3 separate regions of the Homo sapiens genome follow, and all the other regions are linked to region 2. Evidence: chromatin contacts called from ENCODE Hi-C or POLR2A ChIA-PET data. All regions are on one chromosome and are shown on one strand. The core of a region is the stretch at or near the end of the contact, and the rest is flanking DNA. Distances in the headings are between cores, read along the strand shown.

Region 1 (5,035 bases), core at 1,917-4,416, 94 kb before region 2:
AAAATCATCTTTGAAATAAAGAACAACAGTTGGCTCAGAGACCAGGCTTAGTTTTTCTACTTCATGTGCCTATATTTGCTTCCGTGGGATGCTATGGACCCATGCCCCTTTTTGTAAAGACATGTGGTGCCAGTATAGAGGCCATAAGTTTACTATTATTTGTGCAATTGACTTATTTCATGAATTTGCCCCCAGACTGTCTTCTGATATTGTTTACCCAATCACAAAAGGGGCCTTCAAATATTTATAGCATTTCCTTCTTTTTTGCCTTACAATATACTCTGGATTTCTCAAACTTTTGAAATCAGCATGCATTGTACATTAATTTTCTTCCTAATCTTTCCCTCTGATTATATATCTCCCCCATTTTCTTAATCGCTTTGACACAGGATTCTTTTGGTGCCACTTTGCCAGACAAAAATCTCCACCGTCAGCAGTTCCTCTGCTGGGGCTTCACATGGGCCTGCTGGGCTCACCTCACCCACTCTGCTCAGCAGGCTGCGCTCTGCTCATGCTACTGGCCCAGATCGCACGCCTGCTGTGGCTCTGTGCCCAGCCTGTGGCTGGTTAAGGCGTGCGGTGACCAGCTTCTGCCTTGGGTGCCGGCGTCTGGACAAGGGAGATGTGGTGGTACCCAAAAACTCGGAGATGCCAGCAACTGCAGAGCCCCCAAGGGGTGTTACAGCTTTTGGTTGGGGAGTCCCAAGGTCTGAGCCCCCAGGAAGTGTCACAGCTTGTTCGGTCCTGCTGCCCGCAGCTCAGTGAATGGGGGTGTGTGGTGTCAAGTGGTTTTTTCACTCCGGTAGCTCTGCGAGCAGGAATGTATGTTACAGCTCTTTTCGCACCCTCCATTCAGCAGGTTCCAGGTTCTTGTCCCGTGACCAAGAGGAATGAGGTATGCAGACATCAGAGAGTGAGCAAGGCAGATAAAATTTTATTGAGCGAAAGAAAAGCTCTTGACAATGAGAGGGACCCTGAAACGAGCAGCCCTCTGTGTGAGACGGGGCTGAAAGTGGGTAGTGGTCTGTGGGGCTGAGTCCGGGGTTTTCTGTGGGCTCAGAATAGGAGAGTGTGTGCTAATTGGTCCATGATTTGGCCTGGAAAAAGCACCATTCGATTGGCTAAAAGGCATGAAGGAAGTTCTCACTGTGGTCGTGGACTCCACCCAGAACTGGCAGTTTGGTTTTCCAGCTTCATGCTGTCTTTGACTTGAAGGTCGGGTTTCACCGGGGTCCTGTCCCTGTCTGCCTAGGAATTTGTTTCCTGCTGCTATCAGCTTTATTACGGTATAATCTACATACCATAAAAATTTAACTGTTGTAAGTATATAATTTATTATTTTTATGAATAGAGTTGTTAAACCATTACTGCAAATCCGGTTTTAGAACATTTCCATCATCCCTAAAAGTTCTCTCATGTCTGTTTACAGTTAATCCCTGATCCCACTGCCAGCCCCAGACAACCACTGATCTGCTTTCTATCTCTGTAAATATGCCTTTTCTGGACATTTCATATAAATGGAATTATACAAATAGAATCTTTTGTATTTGGCTTCTTTCACTTAGCACAAGTTCATTTGTGCTGTAGCATGTGTCTTAGTTCTTTCTTTTTTGCTGCTGAATAGTATTCCGTTGCATAAAAATACCATATCCTATTTACCCATTCATCAGTTCATGGACATCTGGGTTGTTTCCAGTTTTGAGCTATCGTGAATAATACTGCTCTGAACATTCATATGCATGTATTTATGTGGATCAGTTTTAATTTCACTAGGGTAAATTCCTAAGGGCGAGTTACTGACATTCTAGTTTCTGTCTCACTGACTCCTTATATAAGAACTTAGGATGCATAGAGCAAAGTCTGGTGTTCTGATGGTGTCCACCTAGGCAGGTGGCCTATGTAGAGGATGGCCCTCCTCCTCCACCACTACCTGGTAGTGTCAGTGGAGAAGGGAGCGGAAAAGATGGCTATCAGTGGTTACTGGCTGAGCTGCCATACGTGGCAGTGGCCCTACTCAGGCATGAGAGTCCCTAAAGCTGAATTCCCTGATGGCCCCTATGGATTCTCAAGGAACATATTTCAAGACTTGGTTTTTAGGCCAGGTGCAATGGCTCACACCTGTAATCCCAGCACTTTGGGAGGCCAAGGTGGGTGGATCACCTGAGGTTGGGATATCGAGACCAGTCTGGCCAACATGGTGAAACCCCACCTCTAATAAAAATACAAAAATTAGCTGGGTGTGGTGGTGCACACCTGTAACCCCAGCAACTTGGGAAGCTAAGGCATGAGAATCACTTGAATCCAGAGGTGGAGGTTGGAGTGAGCCGAGATCACACCACTGCACTCCAGCCTGGGTGATAGAGTAAGACTCTGTCTCAAAAAAAAAAAAAAAAAAAAAGACGAGATTTATAAATATATATATTAAAAATTCTATATATTTTATTAAACAATTTTTAAATATATATTTTTTTGAGGCAGGGTCTTGCTCTGTTGCCCAGGCTGAAGTGCAGTGGCACAAATGCTGCTCACCATAGTTTCAATTTCCTAGGCTCAAGCAATCCTCCCACCTCAGCCTAAGTAGCTGGGACCACAGGTGTGCACCACCATGCCTGGCTGATGTTTGCATTTTTTGTAAAGACAGGGTCTTGCTATGTTGTCCTGGCTGGTCTTGAACTCCTGGCTCAAGCAATCCTCCCACCTTGGCCTCCCAAAGTGCTGGGATTACAGGCATGAACCCCGTCTGGTCTATTAATATGTTTAAATGTCTTCTATTACTATTTTAAATTTACTATGGCAGGCAGTATATGTTATTAAGAACTTCTGATTTGGAAGACTTGGACTTGAATCTTGATTCTATCACTAACTATATATATTTCCTTCAGCAAAGAGCTTAACTTCTCAGGATCGTCACCAAAACAGGGGGAAGGGCCATCCTGTGGCTTAAAAAGGAGATAATTTTTTTTTCATAGAAAGGTGAGAAAAATGAAATCTATTGGGCGAAAAGGAACAAAAGGGAAACAGGGACTCTCAGCAAGGCAAGAGTCTTGCTTTCAGTTTCCTGCCTCACAGCTTGAGTCCCAGGTACCACCCAGGAAGAGGAGAGGCCAGGCACCTCCCTGCTGCAGAATGGCAGGAACTTCCCGAGGCTCCACCCTGTTCTCCCAGTACGCAGCCTGGTCAGAGCCTCTCCAGGGACCCTTTTATATTTGGCTGTCTCAGTTTCATCACCTGTAAAGGGTGGATAAAACTATTTGTTCCTTCTAGCTCACGTTGAAATTAGATTACAGATGGAAAAGTATTCTGGAAAATTTCCAAGTGTTTTGGAAGTGGGAATTCTCCTCGTTCTGTGCTTCCGATCTTGGGAAATGCCACCACTCACCTCCCAAGACTTGAAACTTGGACTCTCTTCTCTCATCTCCATACCCCATCTTAATTATTTTCCTCCCAAATATACTTAAAGTGTGTCTCTTCCTCCCATCTCCACTGATACTTCCTCAGGTCAGACTCTTGGCATTTCTTACCTAGATTATTGCAACAACCTTTTTTTCTCATTTTTAAATATTATTAAAAATTTTTAAATTGTAATAAAATATATACAACATAAAATTTGCCATCTTCCCCATTTTAAGTGTACAGTTCGGTGGCATTAAATAAATTCACATCATTGTACAGCCATCACCACTGTTCATCTCCAAAACTCTTATCAGCTTGCAAAACTGAAATTCTGTACCCATTAGACACTAACGCCCAATTCCCTTCCCTCCCCCAGTCCTTGGCAACCACTATTCTACCTTCTGTCTCTATGAATTTGATCACTCTAGGTACATCATACAAGTAGGATCATACAGTATTTATCCTTTTGTGACTGGCTTGTTTAACTTAGCACAATGTTCTAAGGCTTCACCCATGTTGTAGCATGTGTCAGAATTTCCTTTCTTTTTATTTATTTATTTATATATTTATGTTTATTTATTTATTTTTTTGAAATGGAGTCTCGCTCTGTTGCCCAGGCTGGAGTGCAGTGGCGTGATCTCCACTTGCTGCAACCTCCACCTCCCAGGCTCAAGTGATTCTCCTGCCTCAGCCTCTCGAGTAGCTGGGACTATAGGCGCACGCCACCATGCCCGGCTAATTTTTGTGTTTTTAGTAGAGATGGGTTTCACCATATTGGCCAGGCTGGTCTCAAACTCCTGACCTCGTGATTTGCCTGCCTCGGCCTCCCAAAGTGCTGGGATTACAGGTGTGAGCTACCGTGCCCGGCCCAGAATTTCCTTTCTTTTTAAAGTTGAAACAATATTCCATTGCATGCACAGACTATACCACATTTTGTTTATCCATTCATCTGCTGATGGACATTTGGGTTATTACCAACTTTTGATGCTTGTGAATAATGCTGCTATGAATATGGGTATACAAATATTAATACCTCTTTGAGATCCTGTTTTTAAATTCCTTATGCCCATAAGTGGAATTCCTGGATATTTGGAAGTTCTATTTTTAATTAGAAAAATAGTTTTTGAGGAACTGTCATATAGTATGTTTCCCATAGCAACTGCACCATTTTACATTTCCACTGGCAATGCATAAGGATTCCAATTTCTCCACATTCTCACCAACACTTATCTTCTGTTTTTTTTTTTTTGAAAAATGTTAAAGTAATCATCCTAGTGGGTATGGAGGTGCTATCTCATTGTGGTTTTGATTTGCGTTTTCCTAATGATTAGTGATATTGAGCATCTTTATATGTCATACATAAAAAGAATGAAAAGGTAACCTATACAATGAGAGAAAATATTTGCAAATCATATGTCTGATAAAGGGTTAAAATATATAGGGTTAATTCACTCATCTATAAAGGGTTAATTCACTCATATAGATGTCTTTTCTTTTCTTTTCTTTTCTTTTTTTTTTTTTTTTTTTTTGAGACGGAGTCTTGCTCTGTCACCCAGGCTGAAGTGCAGTGGTGCGATCTCGGCTCACTGCAAGCTCCACTTCCTGGGTTCATGCCATTCTCCTTCCTTAGCCTCCTGAGTAG
Region 2 (4,907 bases), core at 1,185-3,684:
GCTCTACTCAACCATCAATACTCAGCTCAACACTCAGGGAAGTCTTTTTGGTAGTCTTCCACGTCTCGTGAAGGCAGAGCTTATATGGCTGTCACCATTGTTTTTTTGATACAGAGTCTTGCTACCATCACCCAGGCTGGAGTGCAGTGGCACAATCTTGGCTCACTGCAGCCTCGACCTCCTGGGCCAAGCAATCCTCCCACCTCAGCCACCCAAGTAGCTGGGACTACAGGTGCATGCCAGCACACCTGGCTATCTTTTGGTATTTTTTAAGAGGTGAGGTCTTGCCACATTGGCCAGGCTGGTCTTGAGCTCCTGGGCTCAATCGATTCACCTGCTTCAGCCTCCCAAAGTGTTGGGATTACAGACGTGAGCCACTGTGCCCAGCCATGCTAATCTTTTTATCATTGAATTGTCCATCTTATATTTGAACTAATAATCAGTTGTAAGTCTGTCTCTTCCATATTATTAGCTGCTAATTCACTTAGTAAGCACCCTTTCTATGTTTGGTCTGGAGGTAGGTGCTTGGGACACACTGGTGAGTTAGAGAGATATATAATTGCTGATTTCTTGAAGCATGTGGTCTAGTGGGGAGACACACAGATAAACAGGCAATTACTGTACATGCTGTAATGGGGGAAGTAAAGAACGGTTTAGGAACATATAGGACAGACAGCCTGGAATGTGTGGGTGCCAGTGAAGACCTCATGAGGAGCGAAGTGATGAAGGGGTTGGATGTGGTGTGGGAGGAGTTAAAGCCAGGGATCTGTGGGCTTTGTGGCTCTGGATTAAGAGAAAACTGCACATCTGAGGAAAAGAAGAAAATTCAACATCATTTTAAAGGGTCTTGTAAACTATGATCAGAGCTGTGTTGGGAAAAATCTTTGATTGATTTTCAATCCTGGCTGCACAACAGAACCATTGTATGGCGCTTTTAATAGTAGAGGGAACTGGGCCCCACTCCAAGCTTGTTTAATTACTATGACCAGAGTGTGTGGCTCAGATATATATCTATATCTATAGATCTATCTATATATATGTCTATATGTATGTGTATGTATATATTTAAGGCTCCATAGGTGATTCTGGTGTGTGACCAGGGTTGAGAGCTGTAGGGCTCTCTCTGTGAACACTGTGAAGAATGACATTTAAGGGATGAATAGAAAGAGGAACCTGCAGAGAAACTGAGATAGGGAAGTGAGAAACGTGGACAATTAAGTGGGAGAACTCCTAGTTGTTAAATGTTGAAGACAACTAATAGTATCAGCAGCTAAGGCAAGAGGAATTTTCAAGAAGGAAGGGAGGAACACAATTGTCAAATGCTGCCAGGAAGGCAAATAATGAACTGAAAAGTGACTGCTGAATATGGCTAAAAAGGTTGTTAGAGATCTAGGCTGGAGCATTTCAGTAGAATGGTGGGGCAGAAGCCAGACTGCAGGGGGCTGAGCAGTGAGTGGGAGGTGAGAGGGATTAGACAGTGAGGGGTCCTTCACATTACATCCTGCTTTCTTTTTTTTTTTTGAGACGGAGTCTTGCTCTGTCACCCAGGCTGGAGTGCAGTGGTGCGATCTCGGCTCACTACAAGCTCCGTCTCCTGGGTTGACGCCATTCTCCTGCCTCAGCCTCCCTAGTAACTGGGACTACAGGTGCCTGCCACCACGCCGGGCTATTTTTTTTTTTTTATTTTTAGTAGAGACGGGGTTTCACCGTATTAGCCAGGATGGTCTCGATCTCCTGACCTGGTGATCCACCCGCCTCGGCCTCCCAAAGTGCTGGGATTACAGGCGTGAGCCACCGCGCCCGGCCTACATCGTGCTTTCTTGGTCATCACAGAATCCTCAGCAGTCAATAAACTTTGAATAAGTGAAAGTGTGGGTATTGGGAGAGTAAGGATTAAGTTGATGCAACATTTTTAGCCTGACTGGTTGGGCACATGGCAGTGGCATTTGCTGAGATTTGAAGCAAAGCCAGAAGAAAGGGCTGAGCTTGATTTTGTGTTTTAAATATGCAAGGGAGAAGATGCTAAGTGCGGTTGTAGATATATTAAGTTTGATGCTCTTTTTCTGATTATTCTGTAAGTACAGCGTTGTCTTCAAAGTCCACTCCAAATACTACCAAGTATTACTTGGTGTTGATCAGAAGTAGGGTTTCCCCTCAACTTTGTATGCTTGACAATATGATAGAACTTGAAAAAAAGAGGAAATCTAGGAATTTAAGAAAAAAGTCTGAACAGCATCATTTTGGGATATAAGTGAAGTAGAACTGATAGGAAGGGGAACACATCCTCTTTGCCTGAGGAAGTTGGAGTAGTTCTACCTCTGTTATGGCATTTAAAAATTGTATATTTAATTTTTCAGTGTATTTAACTTCTCTTTGTCCTCTTGAAGTTGGGAACATTCAGTTGTACTCTGAACCAGTGGATATTGTGACCTGGCGCTGTGCCACTTGGGCCAGCTTTTGCTTCCTTAATGAATGCACTTCCTTCATCTGTTAGTGATAAGCAGGCAAGTGAGGAATTCTTATCTGCATCTATGGATTGAACATCTGTTTCTATTCCACTGTGTTTCAGTTTTAACTTCTTTGCTTAGAAATTAATGTGAGCAAGTGAGCCTCCTCTTTTTAAAGCCATTTTGGATTGAGAGTATTTGTTTTCTGAGCATTTTATATGCATTAAATTGATAATTTAGATTTTTTTTCTAATGTTTTGAGTGATACAGAAATCATCATCATGGGTTTCCTTAAATTTCTGTGGCAATGGGCTTATTAAAAATGTAATTTTGTGCATGGTGATTTTTGGAGGGATATCAAACTTATCCTATGGGTGTTCAGTTTTGTCAGAGAGTTATGATACATTTTATTCTGCATATTAAAAATGTTCCAGAAAGGAAAGCAAAAAAATCACCATGGCAACTCAGTAGAATGCCCTTATTTTGTTTTTCTGAAAGGAAAATTCTAAATCTGAGTAAGAGGTATAAAAAAGAGCAGTGCAGATTGTGTCTCTGGCTTCCAGGAAGTGAGCTCATAAAAGAATGGGTTTGATGCCCTGGGTGACTCTGTGTTATTTAGGACCCCATTTGTTTTTTCTCATAAGGAAGAGCTATAAAAAGGTGGCGTATATATTGACACTACTAAAACAGATCTGCCAAAGAGCCTGTTGAATTTTTCTTTGTAATGCAACTTTTTGGAGCCAACTGTAAGTGTCAAGGCTAAGGATGAATGGATAGCTGCAGGGGTTGGTGGGGGAAGGTTCTTAAGGTGTCATCACACCACTTTTGACACTTCAACACTGAAGGAGTGCTACTAGGGTGAGTTTGATTAGAATGATTCTAGCAGAGTGTCAAAAAAGAAATAATACATAGTCAATGAATTGATACATTGATTAATAGTAAAAAGTAGAATCAAGCCATGTACCATTTTTGTAGAGAGACTGGTGGGCAGATCAGTTGTCAACATGGCATCCAGTAGTAGCACCAAACTGGTCGTGTAGAACTCAGTGTCTGACCTGTAAATGGTTGCTATTCCAGGGCTTCTGTTACCCTTCTTGGGGAAGCACCAGAGGACCTACAGGAACATCAGTATTCCTTAGAGGAGGGATGAAGTGCTCAGGCATAGATCCTGACTGACAAGGCTGGAAGTAGCTTGGGAAAGTTACTTAACCTCTCCAAACATCAGTTTTCTTATCTATGAAATGGTTATGGTTATAACAGCTATCTTATAGGGTTGTTTTCAGGAATACATGAGTTAATATGTACAAAAAATTAAAAGAAATGCCTGAAACATAGTAAGCACCAATTATTAGCTCTAATTATTGAAGAATCTACAAGTGATGCTTTTTTTTGGCTGTGACTTTCCTATATTGGATATGTTTATGAAATGGACAGGCAAACAATTAGTTTTTGTTGTTGTTCTTTGGTAATTACTTTGTAATAAGTTAAAATGGGATGGGTATAAATGGGGAGGGGATATATTGAAACCCAATTTTCCATGACCTGGCGTCATGTGGGATACTGAGAGATCACTGACACATGGAACATTCTGGTCTGTAGCATTTAGGGAAAATATGGATATTTAGCAAAGATGTATCTAAGGGACAGCCTAGGTAACTTATCAGTTCAATAGTGAGGTTTCTGATGTGCATGACATCCAGGGGTGAGATTTCTGCTGTTATATGGTAGGAAAAGGAATTGTATGCTGTTTTCTTTACTTTAATTGTTTTTAGCCAAAGTAGCTGTTATAGCTATATGCTATGGTAAAACACTGCAGCTTTTGGTTGTTAGGAAACTGTTGGGTTATCTGGGCTCTTCTTTTTCCCAAGTTCTGAAGATGAAGAGCTGCCTATCAGAAGGCACAAAAAGAATAAAACAGTTTGTGGCTTCTGAGACAAAAATTGTTATCTATGACAATAAATAAATACTCATGCATACTGTATTTTTTAAAGTTAAACAATATTTATTTTCATTTGTCTTATTAGAAATGATGAAAATACAGAAAATGAGAATGTACAGATAACATACATGAGAACATACATTGTTCATTCTTTATAGAATGTATGTACATTCCACTCATAATCCTTTTGCACAGAAATCTACTTACATGAACATTTTCTGGGTACATGCACGTTGATGTAAATGGGGCTCATATGCTTTCTATTTTAAAGTACATTATAAATACATTTATTTTACAATGAATATACATTTCCTATATAATTGAGTAATTCATAAAGCAATCAAAGGATAGACCAAAAAAATTATTGAATCATTATTCTTTATCAATGTGTAGATTATTTCCAATTTTTATGAACATGTTCTTAAATAACAGGACTGAACACTTGCCAGCCAGGCAGAACAATGAGCCTCCTTCAACCTAAAGGGTTATTTATTTTAACAGAGCCAAGGCAGCAGCTTCTC
Region 3 (5,093 bases), core at 1,693-4,192, 66 kb before region 2:
TGGTGATGTTATCTATAAGAGAAATTGGGAAAGTCACATGTTGTGTGGCCTTTGGCCACATGACTCCTGAGCAGTAAGGGATTACAAAAACTACACCTATATTTTAGCAGAATTCAGGCCTCTCTCATAATCCTAATATTGTGGACTTTCATTAGTCTTACAAAGGTGGTTTTAGTCCCTCAACTAGGAGGGGTTTGGTTTAAGGGAGGGACTTTATCATCCTTGCTTCAAAGTTCAACTATCAACTATATTCCTCCCCAAGTTAGCTTGGCCTGTGCCTAGGAATGACCAAGGACAGCTTGGAGATCAGAAGCAAGATGGAGTCGATTATGTCAGATTTCTCTTACTGTCATAATTTTGCAAAGGCAGCTTTATAAACAGTCCAGAAACAGACAATATGCAGTCACTAGGGTTATGACAAAGGGACAATAAAGCACAAGAAAAAGAATGATCTTCATAAATAGCAATAAATCAATTGGATACCCACATAGGAAAAATGAATCACAACTTCTATACTACATGATACACAAAAATCAATTCCATATGTATTGTATGAAATGAAGCTTCTAAAAGAAAACAAGGATATCTTTATGATCTTGGTGAAGGCAATTATTTTTCAAACAGGACACAGAAAGTATAAACCACAAAGAAAATAAATCATAAAATGGACTAAATTAAAACTAACAACTTCCTTTTTAAAAAGATCCCATTAAGAGAATGAAAAAACTGGCCGGGTGTGGTGGCTCACACCTGTAATCCCAGCACTCTGGGAGGCTGGGGCAGGCAGATCACCTGGTAGGCAAATCTCCTGAACTCAACCAGGAGTTCGAGACCAGACTGGCCAATGTGGTGAAACCCCATCTCTACTAAAAATACAAAAATTAGCTGGGTGTATTGGCACACATCTGTAATCTCAGCTACTCGGGAGGCTGAAGTAGGAGAATTGCTTGAACCCGGGAGGCAAGCAAGCCAAGATTGTGCCACTGCACTCCAGCCTGGGTGACAGAGTGAGACTTTGTCTCAAAAAAAAAAAAAGCCATAACATGGGAGAAATTTGTATCTCACCTATCTGACAAAGAACTGGTCTCTAGAATATATAACTACTACAAATCAGTAAGACAATTCAACAGATACTTTCAAAGCACAAAGCAACATGGATGAATCTCACAGACATGATGAGGTCAAGGAGCCAGACACAAAAGAGTATATGTGGTATGATTGGTATGATTTAATTCATATAAAGTTTAAAAGCAGGCAAAACTTCTGTATGGCCATACTTGTTATATTTAAGGATGAGGTGGCTAGTAACTGAAAAGGGGCATGAGGGTGCTTCTGGGATGCTGGTGATATTTTATTTCCTGGTCTGGGTGTTGTATAAAGAAATGTATTCATTTATGATTTGTACACTTTCTATATATCTACATCTATATCTCTATGCTATATTTCAGTAAAAGTTTGTTAAAATGCCATATGGCTTAGTTGGAGAGAAAAGTATAGATTGGGATTGTAATGAATTATTCTCTGATGAACTATTGAACTCACCATTGTATTATCTACTGCTGCAAAACAATTATTCTGAAACTTAGCAGCTTAAAACAACAAACATTTATTATCATTCAGGGTCTCTCATGAGGTTGCAGTCTAACTTGGCTGGGGCTACAATCATCTGAAAGCTTGACTGGGACTGGGGGATCCATGTTCCAGCTCATTTGCACTGTTGGCAGGCTCTAGTTCCTTGCTAGCTGTCAGCGGGTCTTCAGTCTCTCATTACATGGCCATACAGCACCTGAGTGTCCTCACAACATGACAGCTGGCTTTCTCCAGAGTGAGTGAGCAAAGGGGGAAAGGCAGCCCAAGATGAAAGACACTGTGTTTTTAAATGACCTAATTGTGGAAGCTACATACCATCACTTCTGCTGTATTCCACTGACAACACAGATCAACCCTAGTGCAATGAAAGGGAACTACCCAAGAGCATGAAGACGAGCTGGTAGGGATCTTTGGGAGCCATCTTGTGATGGTTTCCACAGCTATCTTTCTCACAACCCTTACTAGAATATTAATGGAAATTCTAAGATTCTCACACTTCTCTCTGTTATAATTCATTAATATGTACAAAAATCTCTAGCTGCTTTCAAACTGGTGACCCCATTGGAAGAACTTGCCGGTGGGGGTGAGGAGAAACCTGAGAAGAGGGTCAGATTCTTCCATCACTGTCCCAAGGGGCATAGACTCTGTGAAGATGGTCGTTTCTAGCCTGTGATTTCAGAAATTCTGGCAGGTCCCCCTGCCCTTGGTACCTCAACATAATATGACCAGTGATCCCTGAAATAACTCCAAAGGAAACCTATGCCACTGGTGAAAGATGTTCCTTTCCTATCAAATGCAGGCACACTAGCAGCACAGTAAAGCAGTGGTTCCCAAACTTGGCTGCTCTTTAGAATTTCATGGGGAGCTGTGAAAAATGTGAATTCCTGAGTCTGTCCAGAAAACCGATTCAGACTCTCCAGAGGTGGACTTCCAGACTCTGCAGTTTGAGAAGGCTTCTCTCCATCTGTCAGAGTAAGAAAAAAATTTTGAAAATCAATAAAAAAGAAAAAAGAGAAGGCTTCTTAGGAAGTTCTGAGAGAAGAGTTGGCCAAGCATCTGACAGCTGGTCCTGCAGCGGTATTTGGAAACTACTGACATATACCATTAGTGTGTGTAGATTTCAGACCCCTTCTGGGGAGTGAGTTTCAATGTTGGGAGTGAGGGTGGGATAGCCATTTGTCCACAAAGAGCCCATTTTTCTTCCCAGCTCTCTCTGCTCAATGTGCTGAGTGAGATAGTGCTTCTCAGCCTCTTTGAACGCTTTCTTGTCCCTCTGCCTGCACTTTGGTTCCCATCACGTCAGCCTTGAAGGTGGAGTGGCCTGTCAGCACCACAGGCTTGTGACTGGAGCCACAGGATCTCCTTTATCTCCTCAGCTTCAGGCTCTGTTGTGTGAATCCAGGCTAAGAGCAGTTCAATGACTCAGGGTTAAGAGGACACACCGCCATCTCTTGACTCAGCCAGGAGATCCTTCCTCTTTGGCAATAAAAGGACACAATGCTTTGTAGAGTTGCCACTTAATATAGATGAGATTACAGTTTGTGGACTGGATGAATCTAGAGACTTGTTTTCTCACCTATGAGAAAATATGCAAGGCATGGGAACATTCTTCATAGTAGTAAAAATTGAAAATATTTGTTTTTTTCATCCATTCACTCAACAAATATTTGTTGAGCATCTCTGATCTTATCTTCTACTACTGTCTTGCTTATACCTCTCCAACCACACTAACCCCGCTGATCTTCTTAGAACAAACCAGGTACTCCTCTGCCTTAAGGAATCTGCTGCAGCCTGGAACTTTCTTACCCAGTTGTCTACTGAGCTAACTTCCTCACCTTCAAATCTTTGCTTACTTCTCACCTTCTCGATAGGGGTTAACGTGACCACCCTATTTACCCCTGCAACCAGCTTCCCTTCCTTACACTGTTCTACCTTTTATTTTTCCACAGCTCTGTTTACCTTTTAATACACTATTTCATTGATTAGGTCATCGTTTATCGTTTGAGTTCCTCTCTTGAATGTTAAGTTTCATCAGGGCAGGAATCTTTGTCTGTTTTTTTCACCATGTGTCCCTGGTACCTGGCATGGAGTCTGGCACGTAAGAGACACTTGATAAATATTTGTTGAATGAATCAACTGGGAGCCGGAAGAGCAGCATGCAATACAGATAAGATCACTGGTGTCATAGAGCTCATGATTTATTGGAGGTGAATGTAAATGAATTATTACAGAAATGCTTATTTAGTGATAATTGTGATAGCTAAGAAGGAAATATGGAGTTGTATCTGAGAGTATACGAGGGGCCCAACCTAATTAGGGGGCCAGGGATAGTTTGTTGAGGCAGCAACACTTAGCCTGAGACCAGAAGGTGGAGTGGAGTAATCCAGCTGAGGGAGCTGGGAAGACAGTGGAAAGACCCTCTTAGATTTCAAGTAGTTTTCAGTTGTCCGGCTTATAACAACCGGGCATGCTGACAACCACATGGAGGTGCCTCTCTTTTCTCTTGAAGTAGCTATTCAAACTGAGTTTCCAAAAATCTGTAGACTACCTCTACACCAACATCTGAACACCAACTTCAGAATATTTCTCTTGTTACAGATGGATGCTCTTTGATGAATAACATTTTTGATCTTCTGAATGTCTCCTTAATCAGTTGAAAACAAATTAAGTTTTCAATTGATTAAATAAATTTACTCAATCCACTGGATAAAGTTTAAATATTTATTGTATCAGTCCACTGAATAAATAAAGTTTAAATATTCTCAGCAATCAATCAAGAGTTTAAGAGATCTTATCTCAGAAACAAAACCACATAAAGGCTGAGGTAAAAGAGCTTCATACTGAGAGGAAAGCCTTAGTTGATGAGATGAGCAGTTCTCTAGGTATTCTTCCTAGCACTTGAAATAAAGTACTTTGCACAAGGCAACTAAAGAAAATGTCTGTAGGAATTAGGTCAAAGTTGTAATAGTTAGGCAAGGCACGGAGGTTTACACCTGTAATCCCAATGCTTTCAGAAGCCAAGGCAGGAGGATCCCTTGAGGGCAGGAGTTTGAGACCAGCCTGGGCAATATAGAGAGATCTGTCTCTACTAAAAATAAAAATAAAAATAGCTAGGTGTGGTGGTGCATGCCTATAGTCCTAGCTACTTGGGGGGCTGAGATGACAGAATCACTTAAACTCAGGAGTTTGAGGCTACAGTGAGCTATGTCATGCCACTGCACTCCAGCCTAGGTGATAGAGTGTGGGACCCTGTCTCTAAAACCAAAAACATTATAGCAGTTAATTCCCTTCTAGAGATCACCTGGCTGCATTAGGCAGTTTTTTCCTTTTTATTACTCAGAAGAACAAACACATTTATAAGAAAATATACAGGTATGAAATAATGAGTCAGTGGTAAATACTGTGAAAAAGATTTTGAAAGCTTCTGAGTACTAACAGATCTTAAACATTCACTTGTTAATTCACCTCTGGGAACTCAATCTTTGACCTGGAAACAAGAGGAA

What was found. Hi-C counts contacts between places; a loop is a spot of excess contacts on that map. ChIA-PET counts read pairs that join two places held with the same protein, here RNA polymerase II (POLR2A). Pooled maps may share reads with other maps.
Region 1: a pooled map shows a loop between it and region 2 (2.2-fold over the local background). The contact joins two enhancer-like sites. A Hi-C loop is called at or near these places in 2 of 168 maps with a recorded cell type or tissue (Panc1 and endothelial cell of umbilical vein), 1 of 37 single-sample maps with no recorded cell type and 3 of 50 pooled maps. POLR2A ChIA-PET finds 5 or more read pairs at or near these places in 1 of 52 experiments (OCI-LY7).
Region 3: a map of MCF 10A shows a loop between it and region 2 (11-fold over the local background). The contact joins two enhancer-like sites. A Hi-C loop is called at or near these places in 2 of 168 maps with a recorded cell type or tissue (MCF 10A and endothelial cell of umbilical vein). POLR2A ChIA-PET finds 5 or more read pairs at or near these places in 2 of 52 experiments (A549 and activated B cell).

The regions. Positions count from the first base shown.
Region 1 is chr4:41,287,559-41,292,593 of GRCh38, forward strand. No RefSeq gene overlaps it. Among named protein-coding and RNA genes, the nearest start is that of UCHL1, 33 kb to the left of the region's middle. RefSeq lists an enhancer at 598-1,098. Within about 2 kb of position 3,167, at least 2 of the 41 ENCODE cell types and tissues checked have a DNase peak (open chromatin) inside an H3K27ac peak, as active enhancers do.
Region 2 is chr4:41,382,702-41,387,608 of GRCh38, forward strand. It overlaps a transcript of LIMCH1 not described here. Among named protein-coding and RNA genes, the nearest start is that of UCHL1, 130 kb to the left of the region's middle. Within about 2 kb of position 2,435, at least 4 of the 41 ENCODE cell types and tissues checked have a DNase peak (open chromatin) inside an H3K27ac peak, as active enhancers do.
Region 3 is chr4:41,316,014-41,321,106 of GRCh38, forward strand. No RefSeq gene overlaps it. Among named protein-coding and RNA genes, the nearest start is that of UCHL1, 62 kb to the left of the region's middle. Within about 2 kb of position 2,943, at least 6 of the 41 ENCODE cell types and tissues checked have a DNase peak (open chromatin) inside an H3K27ac peak, as active enhancers do.